Regions from separate parts of the Homo sapiens genome. Here region 2 is linked to region 1. Evidence: chromatin contacts called from ENCODE Hi-C data. All regions are on one chromosome and are shown on one strand. Each heading gives the region's core, a stretch centred on a gene start or an enhancer-like site at or near the end of the contact. The rest is flanking DNA. Distances are from core to core; before and after follow the strand shown. Region 1 holds the start of TACR2 (tachykinin receptor 2). Region 2 has its middle 46 kb from the start of LINC02651.

Evidence for each region. A loop is a pair of places that touch in the nucleus more often than their neighbours do. Pooled maps may share reads with other maps.
Region 2: a loop to region 1 is called in a pooled map, with 2.8 times the contacts of the local background. The contact joins the enhancer-like site here to the promoter of TACR2 in region 1. A Hi-C loop is called at or near these places in 2 of 168 maps with a recorded cell type or tissue (ascending aorta and breast epithelium) and 5 of 50 pooled maps.

The regions. Positions count from the first base shown.
Region 1 is chr10:69,414,594-69,420,778 of GRCh38, reverse strand. It overlaps TACR2 (tachykinin receptor 2), which reads left to right and starts at 3,861. Exons shown (of 5, transcript NM_001057.3): 1 at 3,861-4,847; 2 at 5,640-5,834. The coding sequence starts at 4,456. RefSeq lists enhancers at 2,312-2,606, 3,357-4,091.
Region 2 is chr10:69,727,114-69,733,298 of GRCh38, reverse strand. No RefSeq gene overlaps it. Among named protein-coding and RNA genes, the nearest start is that of LINC02651, 46 kb to the right of the region's middle. RefSeq lists enhancers at 474-1,128, 4,121-4,923. Within about 2 kb of position 2,803, at least 10 of the 41 ENCODE cell types and tissues checked have a DNase peak (open chromatin) inside an H3K27ac peak, as active enhancers do; they include ascending aorta, where a contact is called at or near this core.

The sequences.
Region 1 (6,185 bases), core at 2,612-5,111:
ATACCCAGCCTCACTCCTCTTCTCTAATTGAGGAAATAGATAGGGGCTCCTGGGTCTTTGAATTTCATGGGCCAATATAATATTAAAAACCTATTGAGGGGGCCGGGCATGGTGGCTTACGCCTGTAATCCCACCACTTTGGGAGACTGAAGCAGGCAGATCACCTGAAGTCAGGAGTTCAAGACCAGCCTGGCCAACATGGTGAAACCTCGTCTCTACTGAAAATATAAAAATTAGCTGGGCATGGGGGTGGGCGCCTGTAATCCCAGCTACTCGGGAGGCTGAGGCAGGAGAATCGCTTGAACCTGGGAGGTGGAGGGTACAGTGAGCCAAGATTGTGCCACTGCACTCCAGCCTGGGCAACACAGTGAGACTCTGTCTCAAAAACAAACAAACAAAACAAAAACAACAACAACAACAACAAAAACCCTATTGAGGGAACCATACCGGTCACTGACTTTTTATTCCACCAAGTAAGGAATTTTAAAGAAAAAGCAAAACCAGGTCAACAACTACCATCCGCCATCCCCATTATTTCATGAAAGAACTCAAACAGCAGGAAGGGCATGGTCTCGGAATGAAGGACAGTCCATGGAACCAGATTCATCTAGCAGAATGAAAAGTGTTCTTCTTCTTGTCCTCATTTGGCCCCACCAGGAGCTCCCGCAAATACAGATGTGATCCTTCCTCCTGTCTCTGGGATGATCACTGGAGCAGCGGCTCAGGGTCAGACCCACCACCGGGCACAGGACTGGAGCCTTTCAGCAGAGGGGCTGACCCTTTGCCAACCCCACGTCCTCCTCTCACTTCGGCCACCTCCTGGCACCCCCAGCATTGCCCTGGTGACAGGGTGACCCTCAGCGCTAGTGTCCCGCGATGCTGTCTGTGACCTCTGAAGCTAGGGCCCAGAGCAGCCTCCCAAACAGAGATAGGCCACTCTCAAGAGCATCCCCCAGGCGCTGATAGCAACGCCTCATCCACAGTGCTTTCTGGAGCCGCCTTTCCTCTCCCACCCACTTCTCTCACACACCACAGCTCTCCCACCTTTTCTTCCTCAAACTCCCTGGAAGATCATTCCTCTCCCAACTCTGGTCTTTAAGCCTCTAGCCCAGAGGTCACAATTACACCAACCAGCAAGGCACAGTTGCCAGCGCACGCCCGTCTGAAGGAGTGGCTGCTGTCTAGCTGTGTGGACGTTGCCCTGCGCTTCCCAGGCCCCCTTCAAGCTGCCGGGCAGGCATATAGTACCAGCACCATGTTTAGCGTCCCCGACTGCAGGCCTCGCCTCAACTGCCTTGACAACAATCACATGATTTCTTGGGGTGGCCCACGTCCAGTGACCAATGTGGAAATATAAAGGCCTGGTTAACTTTGCCCCACACGGGGCAACTCTGAAGCTATCCCAGTTCCAATTACCCATGGGGTTACCAAGGCTATTGTAGGCCTGGACCACAGCACGATGCCGTGCTTCAGCCACACTTGCTTCCTGCCTTGTCTGCTGCCCCAAGTGTTGACCCCAGTGGTAGCTCCCTGAGAAACAGCTGGTGTGTTTCTTACACAGCAGGGTCTGCTTCCTGGATGCACGCAACTGGCACCATCAGCTCAGGTGTGCGATTACAGGTGTGAGCCACCGTGCCCGGCATTTTTTTTTCTCCTTTAAAAGGACTGGCCTTCCAGGCGCAGTGGCTCATGCCTGTAATCCCAGCACTTTGGGAGGCTGAGGCAGGTGGATCACCTGAGGTCAGGAGTTCAAGACCACCCTGACCAACATGGTGAAACCCTGTCTACTAAAAAAATACAAAAATTAGCCAGGTGTGGTGGCATACACCTGTAATCCCAGCTACTTAGGAGGCTGAGGCAGGAGAATCGCTTGAACCCAGGAGGCGGAGGTTGCAGTGAGCCAAGATCGTGCCATTGCACTCCAGCCTGGGCGACACTGTGAGACTCCATCTAAAATAATAAAATAAAATAAGGACTGGCCTTCGGGATCGCTGTCTAGCTATGGACTCAGAAGGCCAGTGCCAAGCAGCAAAGCTGATCAGGAACCCCTTCATCCTGGGTGGCCCGCATCTTCCCCTTTCACGAGGCTTCAAACCATAGCACATAGTTGGAAGGCTGCAAGAGCAGATAATTTAAGGGGAAAATAAAAACTCAGATGTACAAGCTCCAAAACATAATCCCCTTTACATAAACAGTGGAGGTGGCGGGATGTTGTGGGGAGGAAGGAACTTGAACTCTGCTGGGCTTCTGTGACTGGTGACAGGCGCTCAGGCATCCCAGCCCTGCACTGGGTTTGCACCTGAAGCTCAACAAATTCCCACTGCCTGGGAGCAGGAGGACAGCAAAAAGAGCAGGCTGTCTTGGGCTTCCATTCTTATTTCTACACATTCTGCTCTTTAGGACCCTGGCCAGATGGGCATGAGACAGAAGCAAACCCTAAAGTACTGCTACTGTTGCCGCCACCAACAGAGATCAAAGGCAGAGACCCTTCTGCTAGGGTCCAAAGTCCAAACAGGCCACTCCAGAGAGGAAACAGGCACACAGGCACACACCCACGGGAGGAGTAGGGGCCCAGGAAGCACTCCCTCCCCAAGGGCAAGGATGGGGTTCCCATTCGACCCAGCACATGCTCCTCACATCTGCACAGCAGGGAGACCAAACAATAGATACAATTTCAGTGTTGATTGTCGATGAACTTACCCAGAAGTTCATAATCAGAAAAATCCATAAAGAAGCTCTTTCAATTTCAGCATGTTTAAGTTTCATGACTTATGGTTTAGTGTTGTTTTTATATTGGATTCCATGGGTGGCATAATCTTTTCAGCACTAGAGACCTTTAAAGGTCTTTCTCAGCTCACCCCGGGAGACAAGGGCTGGGTGTCAGGAAAGTGACACACAGGGAGAAGCAGAAAATGGACTGGGAGTGTGGGGGCCGAGGCCCAGCCACGAGAAACCCAGGCGGTGCAAGGCAGAGCCCTGGGAGCACAGAGGCTGCTGTGCCGTGGGTTGCTGGTGAATGAGAAGCCTCCTCTGCTTTAATGAAGAACATGCCCCCCCGACTCCCGCTAATCCTGCCCTGCCTTCATGGTCCACACACCACAGGTGTGCACAGGTTCATGCGTGTGTGTGAGCTTAACACGTCAGCCGCACATACAGTTGCTCAGAAACATCTTCACTGCTTCACACACGTGCACACAGTCAATGACCAGGAGCAGGGATCTTGGGGCAAACCTAGAGCAGCTTCTCAGGAGTTAAAACTCCAGCTTTGCTGTGGTTCCCGGAAGAGCCCTGACTTTGTCCTAAGACAGTGGTTCTCAAAGTGAAGTGCTGGCTCCAGCAGCATCAGTATCACCTGGGAACTCGCTGGAAACGCTCCGGGTTCTGGCTTCTCCTCCTAGAGCGCCCAGAGCTGTGGGGTCCTCCCTTCGGGCCAGAAACTCCAATCATAGTTTTTATGTACCAACCCCTGTGCTAAGTAGACTTTGTGCACATTATCTCCATTTAAAATTCACAAATGTACTGTAAGATGCACACCATTTTTCTATATTTTTCAGATGGGGTAGACAGAGCTCAGAAAGGTTAAGAGACTTGCCTGGAGTCACCAAACCAGGCTCGAACTCCTTCTGTATTCAGAATCACTCTTCAGACGTAGCTCCTGTCCTGGGCTGAAAGTCAACATCCGCCGAGAGCTGGGCCCTCTGTACCAGCCCCATCTCCCCCAAGTCTCTCCCTGCCTCTGCAGCCAGTCCTAAATCTTTCAAGAGACAAGGCCAAGCAGGGGGTGGGACCAGGGGCGGGAGCCAAAGCCCCCCCTCGTGAGCAGGCAGCACCTCTGCCAAGGCCCCCACTGGCCCTGCCCCAGAGAACGGCAGGGAAGCTGCAGCGAGGGCTGGCAGCTGGCAGAGCCCTGAGCACCCAGCACCCAGCCCGGCTTGCAGCCCAAAGCCTGGAGAGAGGCTGCTGCGCCATTGACCTGTGGACTCCAGAGACTCCCGCTGTGCATTCCTCTGATCTGGAAGGTTTCCTGAATTACGTGACGAGAAACCTGGGTTCGAGTCCTAACTTGTCACCAACTTCCTGAGTGACCTGGGCTGGTCCCGTCCCCTCTTGGAATCTCTGTCTTCCATCTCTTCAGCGAAGGGGTTGATTTATAAGGGTGTTTTCTGCTCTGACACTGTGATTTGAATTCTGTGTTTCCACATGATATTCGAGAAGTCTGGCCGGAAGGATGGAATCTGAAATGACAATGGTTCTGGACTGGGCTTTGTGCTCAGCCCAGCTCATCTTTGCCTGAGACCTAGGAGTGGCCCCAGGCTCTCCTGATGTGCCACCACGCTTGGCATCTGCTCCTCTCCCTGCCCCCATATTCCCATGCTCTGAAGGGGAGTTCTCTTTCATAGCAAATCCGAGAGGAGCCGAGGAGCCAGGTCCTTTGTTCCAGACCCAGAAGCAGCCATGGGGACCTGTGACATTGTGACTGAAGCCAATATCTCATCTGGCCCTGAGAGCAACACCACGGGCATCACAGCCTTCTCCATGCCCAGCTGGCAACTGGCACTGTGGGCCACAGCCTACCTGGCCCTGGTGCTGGTGGCCGTGACGGGTAATGCCATCGTCATCTGGATCATCCTGGCCCATCGGAGGATGCGCACAGTCACCAACTACTTCATCGTCAATCTGGCGCTGGCTGACCTCTGCATGGCTGCCTTCAATGCCGCCTTCAACTTTGTCTATGCCAGCCACAACATCTGGTACTTTGGCCGTGCCTTCTGCTACTTCCAGAACCTCTTCCCCATCACAGCCATGTTTGTCAGCATCTACTCCATGACCGCCATTGCTGCCGACAGGCAAGAGGGTCCTTGGGGAAGCTGGGGGGAGCCTCCCCACTGAGCCGGGGCTCAGATAAGGGTGGTGACATGCCTGTGATTACACAGCAAGTTTGGGTAGAACCATGGGAATGGCTTCCCAAATCTGGTCATGGTCCAAAACTATGAATCTGGAAGGCAGGGGGACTGTGGAGCTGAAGAAGGTAGACTGAGGGTTAGACACAGAGAAGGACTTTGCACTAGATGCACTAGACAGGTTGTTCAAGTCTGTAGGGGAAGTGGGCAATGTTTTAGCGACCTTCTGAAGTGTTCTTTCCTGGAGTTGATCTTTGTTTTGTTGTCTTTATTTCACTCCAAAGATATGTCTTATACAGTTTTTTTTTTATTATTCCGGATAGATTACACGAGGGGAAAATGTTAAGTTTGCTTGCAGTTACAATCTAATAGGGCCAATTATTTTCCCAACGCTGCTCAGGGCTGAGCTTCAGGCTAATGTTGGATGCTTGATCTTGCCCTGAGATGGGCTTCCAGTGTGGCTTTCTTGTGGCCGTCCACGGGCATGTCCATGCCCAGAGGGAAATGGTGGGCCGAGGTGCCTGGGCCGGGGTTCCAAGGCATCAGTGTGCTGTGTGGCTGTGGGAGAGTCACCCAGCGGGCTCTCTGCAGGTCGGCTGATACTATGATATCAGCAGATGGCAGCAGTGCGGGGAATGGCTAGAAGGCGTGGGCCTGGGTTGGGAGAGAGGGAGACAGGGGAAAGGGAGCTGGGCTAACAGGAGGGCCCCTGCCGCTCAAGCTGCCCTCTGCTCACAGGTACATGGCCATCGTCCACCCCTTCCAGCCTCGGCTTTCAGCTCCCAGCACCAAGGCGGTTATTGCTGGCATCTGGCTGGTGGCTCTCGCCCTGGCCTCCCCTCAGTGCTTCTACTCCACCGTCACCATGGACCAGGGTGCCACCAAGTGCGTGGTGGCCTGGCCCGAAGACAGCGGGGGCAAGACGCTCCTCCTGTAAGGCCTCTGGGGGATTGTGGAGGGCAACAGTGTGTGTGTGTGAGTCTGTGTGTGTGTGTGTACACACGCGTGCATGCATCCATGTCCATGCATGTGTGGTGTGCATGCATGGGTGTACACATGAGTGAGTGTACACGGGATTGTGTGAATATACCTATATGCTTAGTAAGCAACACACACGATGTAGCCGATCTGTTTTTCACACTTTACATATATTGACCCATTTAATTCTCCTAACTATGTGGGATATATATTATATTATTATTCTTACCATTTTTTAGATGAAGAAACTGAGGCACTGAAAAACTAAGTAACATGCCCAAAACCACACAGCTAGTAATTCAAATC
Region 2 (6,185 bases), core at 1,554-4,053, 310 kb before region 1:
AAGTCCTGCTCATCCCTCAGGTGTCCCCGAGGGAAAAAGTATTGTGGAGAGGCAAAGCCTGGAATGAGCTCCCAGCCCCAACGTGAGATGGGAGGGATGAGGAGGATGGGACAAACAAGAGCAAGAAGGAAGACAGTCTGGGAGGGCAGGTCCTGGGTCCATGGGAAGGAGGCAGCCCAGACGGCAGGGAGAGCACTTGAATCTAGATATCCTGGATCCTCCATGACCACCACCCCAGGCCAGAAGATGACCTTGAGGCCCAGGGCCGGCATCGGGAAGGAGCGGGGCTGTGGCATCTGTCTGTGCCTGTCACACTGTGAACTCTACCTCTGGGCCTTTGTTCAGCCTGTTCCTCCCTGGAATGCCACCACCTTGTCTCTACTTGTAAATCCAGCACATTGCTCAGGGCCAGACCCCGAGTTCCTCTGTCCCCAGTCACCCTGGCACGGCTGCCTCAGGCCAAGGCTGGCTGCCCTAGTCCTGCCTTTCTGTGGGTGGGGACACGATTTCATTCAGCTCCTTATTCCCCCCCGCCCCAACAGGCCCTCTATCCCTCCCCTCTGCCGCCCTCTCCCTGCCAACCCCAGGCCTGGCACAGAGCAGGTGTTTAGTTGATAGTTGCTGACCAGAATGAGAAGGTCATCGCCGCGCAGCTGAGCCAGGCTTGGACTCTGATGCCTCAAGTGGCAGAACCATGCCCATGGCCTGAATGAGCAGACGGGCACAGGTGGGGTCCAGAGAGAGGAGGGCCCTGGTTCTCTCTCCATCCACATCCCTTCCCTAAGTCCCCTCTGGAGGGAGAGAACATCTCTGCAGTCTGCTCTCCTGTCCGCCCCGGCCTGTCTCACCTTGTCTCACTCTCAGTCCTCCTGGGGGACTTCCCTGCCCCTCCCCTCACTCCTGTGGATTTCCTTCTTAACTAGCATTGCAATGCTGTCACTCCCTTGTCCCAAGCGCTCCGCGGTTCCTGATGGCCTCTGTCTGGGGACATTCAGGCCCCAGGTGCGCTGGCCCCACCCACCTCTCTGGCCACACACCTGGGTGGCCTCCTGCGTGCTCTGCCGTCTCTCCCTCAGCTGCACCATGGGTTTGGGAGCCTCCTTCTTCCTGCATGCACTGAAGCTCCCTTTCTCCAACGGAGAAGTCACCCACCCTTGTAGAGTCACTCAATGTCACCCGCTCAGAGAAACCACCTCCCTCAGGGCCTCCAGGCATTTCTATCAAGACACCTGTGTGAGGGGTCCTGGGGTTACGCGTGTGCGTCCCTCTCCCCTGCTCCTCTCAGGAAGGAAACCTCGTCTTCTTCCCCTGTGTCTGCGGCCCTGCCCCAGAGCATGGCTGCTCTAGGCCTCAAAACATGCCTGTGGAGGGGGCGGGCCAGGGCCTGCTCCTCTGGGGGCTCAGAGCTGGGGAAGGTTCCCCACTCCCATTCCTGGCAGGGTGGGGGCTGGCTGGTGAGTGTTCTCACGGGCTGGGTGGCTGATGTCTGGCTGCTCTGGAGAGCCAGCTGGGCTGAAGGAAGGGGAGAGCTCAGAGCCTGGATACCTGCTATGGGTGAGGGGGCACGGAAAGTGAGGCTCCAGGCTCTGAGGACTTCCACAGGATCTGGGGAGAAAGGGTGGGAAGCAGGGGAGGCAGTGGCTAGGCCTGGTCATCATCACAGCCAGAGCCCTGAGTGCAGAGTCTCCCAGTGGCCCTGTAGTTCCAGGCCCCAGAGCTTCCCCACCACACCCCCTCCACCATCACTACCACCACTGGCTCTGGGGGTCCCTGGCTCAGCCTGCAAGGCCCAGGATGGAGGGAGGGAGGGAGGGCACCAGGCAGGGACACCAAGCCCAACTCCTTCTACTGCCTATGTAAACAGATGACTTAAAGGCTTAGGAACAGAAAAATAAATAGCCCTGCTGGCCACAGCTGGCCTCAGCCACAGGGAGCTCACTTTTCCTTCAGGAAGCAGCCTCTGGTCTCAGAAGCCCTGGGAGACTTGGCAGCAGCTGCCCACCGGCCCGGGAGGAGGGCCTGGCTTGCCTTCCTAGTGGATCCTTTCCCCAAGTTCCAAACACAGGAAAAGGGACGCTGCCCAGAAACCCATTTTCTCTATGCAAAATGCCCCCATATGCAAATGTAATATTTGAAAGAAGGGCATGGTGGGGTTGGTCCCAAAAACCACTGGGGGTCACTCATGGGATGGAGCGGGGCTGTTCAGAGGTGACCTGCATGGGCTTCTGTGTGAGCCTGGCACTGCCACCGGCTTGCTGGGTGAGACTGGGCCATGACATCACCTCCCTGTGCTTCAGTGGCCTGGAGAAGGGGGACGGTAATGGTACCTGCCCCACAGGGTTGTTGTCAGGGTTAAATGAGATAATACATGCAAAATGCAGAACAGCACCTGGCATGTGGTGAGTGCTCAACAAGTGGTAGCTATCGTGTGAACGTTACCTGGCTGCCGCCCTGGGGATCTGACTCCCACTTAAGGAGGCCAACCAGCTGGGGGAGTGAAGTCCCCAGGCCACACTCCCACCCCCAGCTTTGTGCCAACACCGCCCTGAATCACTGGCCGCAATCTACCCTGCCCTTTAGCATGAGCCCCGGCCATCCACCCAGATGTCTATTCTCTGCTGACACCCGGCATCAGCTTTGAAAACATCTGCATAGCGCATCTTGGCTCTCTCTGCACAGTCCAGATGTTTGGGCAGCGTGAGGACTTGCCTTTCCGGCCTCCCCCAGGAGTAGGGTGGGGGCGCTCAGCATGTTGGGGCAAACATCTGTGACTGCAGGGAGCCCAGCCTTCACCTTCCCTAAAGCAGGCCTCCCGAGCAGGGGCCCTCTGCGTGGGAAGGGAGCTGAAGACAGTCACCCAGCCTCTGTTCCAGAGGACTGCTGGCTGCAGGCTAGCCCTGGCCCTGGTCCTGCTGGGCACTGCAGAACATGAAAGCCAGCTGACCTTACTGGGAGGCAGGCCAGGGGGACACTCAAGGCTGGTGGGGACAGGGAAGGACATGGGGATCTCTGCAGACCTGAAGCCTGGGGTTGGGCAGTGAGGAGTCCTGGGTCCTAGTCCTGGCTGGCCTAGGCAACTGCTGTGTGACCTTGGACAGGCCACTCTCCCTCTCTCAGCCTCAGTTACTGAATTGGAACAGTAAGGGGGTTGGACTAGATCAGGTTACAAAGTCTATCCAGCGTCAGAACCGCTAGAGAGTCTGCTAGATCTCAGTCCCCCACCTCAGTTGCCATCATCACAGAGATTCTGATTTACCAAGTCTGGGGTGGGACATGATAATTTTTCACAAAGGCCCCTAAGGCATGCCTCAAGGTGTGGGAGCCACTGGCCCAGATGATGTGTAAGAACCTGCTGACCTTCTGGTGGCCTCTGTGTGATGTCCCCTGGCCCTGCTTCTCACAGTCACTCCGGAAGGCTAACGTCAGCCTGCTCTGGCCTTCAGACAAACCCAGGAGTGAGCCGAGAGCTTCAGACACAGTTAGGTTAGGTGGTATCAGCAGGACGTGTGCATGCAAAGGGAGGCACGTGTGTCCGAGTGGCCTTGGGTGTGTGGCAGCTAAGGGGCGTGTGCTTCTCTGCATGGGTGGGGAGTATGAGTGCCTCTGTCTAGGAGTGTGTCTCCTAAAAAGCGACAGTTGCTGAAATGGCCCAGGAAGTCCCTCTTGCCTGTCCTGCCCTCCTGGTGAAGGAGTGGATGCTCATACCTGCCTGGGAGCTGCAGAACCAGGCTCCGGCTGGGAACATACTGCAGTGAGTGGCTGGGAAGGGGGCCCGGGCTGGGCCAAGTGAGGGACAGGGCGACAGCCAGGCCCAGCCACTCAGCTCACCCCTCACTGAGGTCTTGACAAAGCTGAGGCCTGACAGGAGGCAGCAGATCCACGGAGGTGCCCCTCCCACAGGACTTCCAGAACATTTGGGTGGCCTTGAGCCTGGGCAGAAGCCCCAGGACCCTTCAATTCTGCCTATTTCCACTCAGCCCAGGCTTGGAGCCTAAGAGACCCGGTGAACTGGGACAAGAGGGGACAGCCTGGAGCTGAGAATTGGAAGCTCTTCCCTGATCATCCGGCTCCATCACTCTTCTGCCCACTTCCCCCACCGGAGCCTGCTGTACCGGCTCAGGGCTCCGGCCTCTCTGGGCTGCTTGTCCTGGGCCCTGGTTCGCCAGAAGAGGAGCTGCCAGGACAGGGGTGGGCAGAGCAAAGTGTAATGGGGGCTCAGCTGGCTCCTGCGCCCGAGGTGGAGGCCAAGGCAGCCCCAGTGGCTCTGTGGTCTTCTCAGCCATGGAAACTGCCCACCCCAGATGGGGCTGCCTTTAGCCATTTTGGGTGGACCTGTTTGCCCTTTTTTTTCCTAGAAAGAGTGTCTCATCCAGCTACAGATACACACACACATCCCTTTGCTGGGAGGGCCAAGCCCAGGATCTCCTGCTTTTAAGCCCCCATCTCAGCCCCAGGCTGCCTCCTGCTAGGGGTGTCATGAAGCCCCAGCCTGCCAAGGCTCTGAGTCAGGAGGCCAGCTCTCTGCTCCCTGCACAGCCTTGACCTTTCTCGGGGGCCCTGGGCCAAACATGGGCCAGGTTCAATGGTAGGCAGCTCCCAAGATCCTCCATGGAGATTAAGCCAATGAGAAAAACAATGACAATTAGGATCTTATCAAACGTTTTCTGTGTGCCCAGCACTCTTGGAAGCACTTTACATGCAATGACTAATTTGATCTTCACCAGGGCCCTATGAGGTAGGGACTATTCTTATTCCTATTTCACAGGAAGCAACTAGCCCAAGGTCACACAGGGAGTGAGCAGCAGAGACAGGATGCAGAGGCTGCACGTATATGCTGCACTGCTGACTCAGGTTCCTTCCCAACACCTTTCAGTGACTGAGCACTAACAGTGCCCCAGGCTCTGTGCTGGGAGCTTCCCAAGCATTCACTGATTTCACAGAGGTCCTGCCTCTTTAAGAACCAGGACTGGAGGAAGGGGAAGCAGGAAGGGACGAGATGAGTAGCTTGGGAAAAAAGCCACAAGAAAGCTAAGGAGGGAAGCTCAGAGCTTGGCAGCAATGGGTAAACTTTTCCTATATAGGCCAGGTACTAAAATGTTAGGCGGTCTCTTCGATGACTACGCAACTCTTCTCTTGAAGCACGAAGCAGCAATAGACAACATGCAAATGAATGAATATGAATGCATTCCAATGAAACAGTATTTATGGACACTGAAACTTGAATTTCATATAATTTTCATATGCCACAGAATATTCTTCTTTTGATTTTTTTCCAATCATCTAAAAATGTAAAAAGAATTCTTAGCTTGTGGACTGTACGAAAACAAGAGGTGGGCTGGATTTGGCCCTTGGGTGGTAACATGCCAATTCCTGCCTAGGTTCAGCTCATGAGTTCTGTGCTTTGTGACTACGCTGATTCCTACAGTGCTTCAGCCAAGATCTAGCTCCCGTCTCGGGATGCTAATCCTAGAGTTCTGGAGGACAGTCCAACAACGGCTAGTCTTGATCCTGAGCCGGGATCCGGATCTAAGTTGGGAACTCCGTTAGGGGTTTGAGTTTTTGGCATCACCATTTCCTGGCTGATCTTGAGCGAGTTTCTTAAACTCCCCGAACTAGTCAGGATTCCCTTCAAGAATCCTGCAAGAGGCCAGGCGCGGTGGCTCACACCTGTAATCCCAGCACTTTGGGAGGTTGAGGTGGGTGGATCGCCTGAGGTCAGGAGTTCAGGACCAGCCTGGCCAACATGGTGAAACCCCGTCTCTACTAAAAATACAAAAATCAGCCAGGTGTGGTGGTGGGTTCCTGTAATCCCAGCTATTTGGGAGGCTGAGGAAGGAAAATCGCTTGAGCCTGGGAGATGGAGGTTGCAGTGAGCTAAGTTTGCAGTGAGCCAAGATTGCACCATGGCACTCCAGCCTGGGCAATAGAGTGAGACTCTGTCCAAAAAAAAAAAAAAAAAATCCTGCAAGAGAGAGAACTTCAACTCAGTTGCTTAAGCTAAGAAGGAGATCTACTGGCTTCTGTAATTGAAAAGTCCAAGAGCATATCTAGTAGCTTCACAGGTAAATCCAGGTGCTCAGGTGACATTGTTTGGAGTCTATCTTTTCACCTCTTGGTTTCATGTCTCTAGGTTGGCTTCTTGCTCAGTTTCAGTTATCCTAAGGGGTGGTAGAAGTGGCTACCAG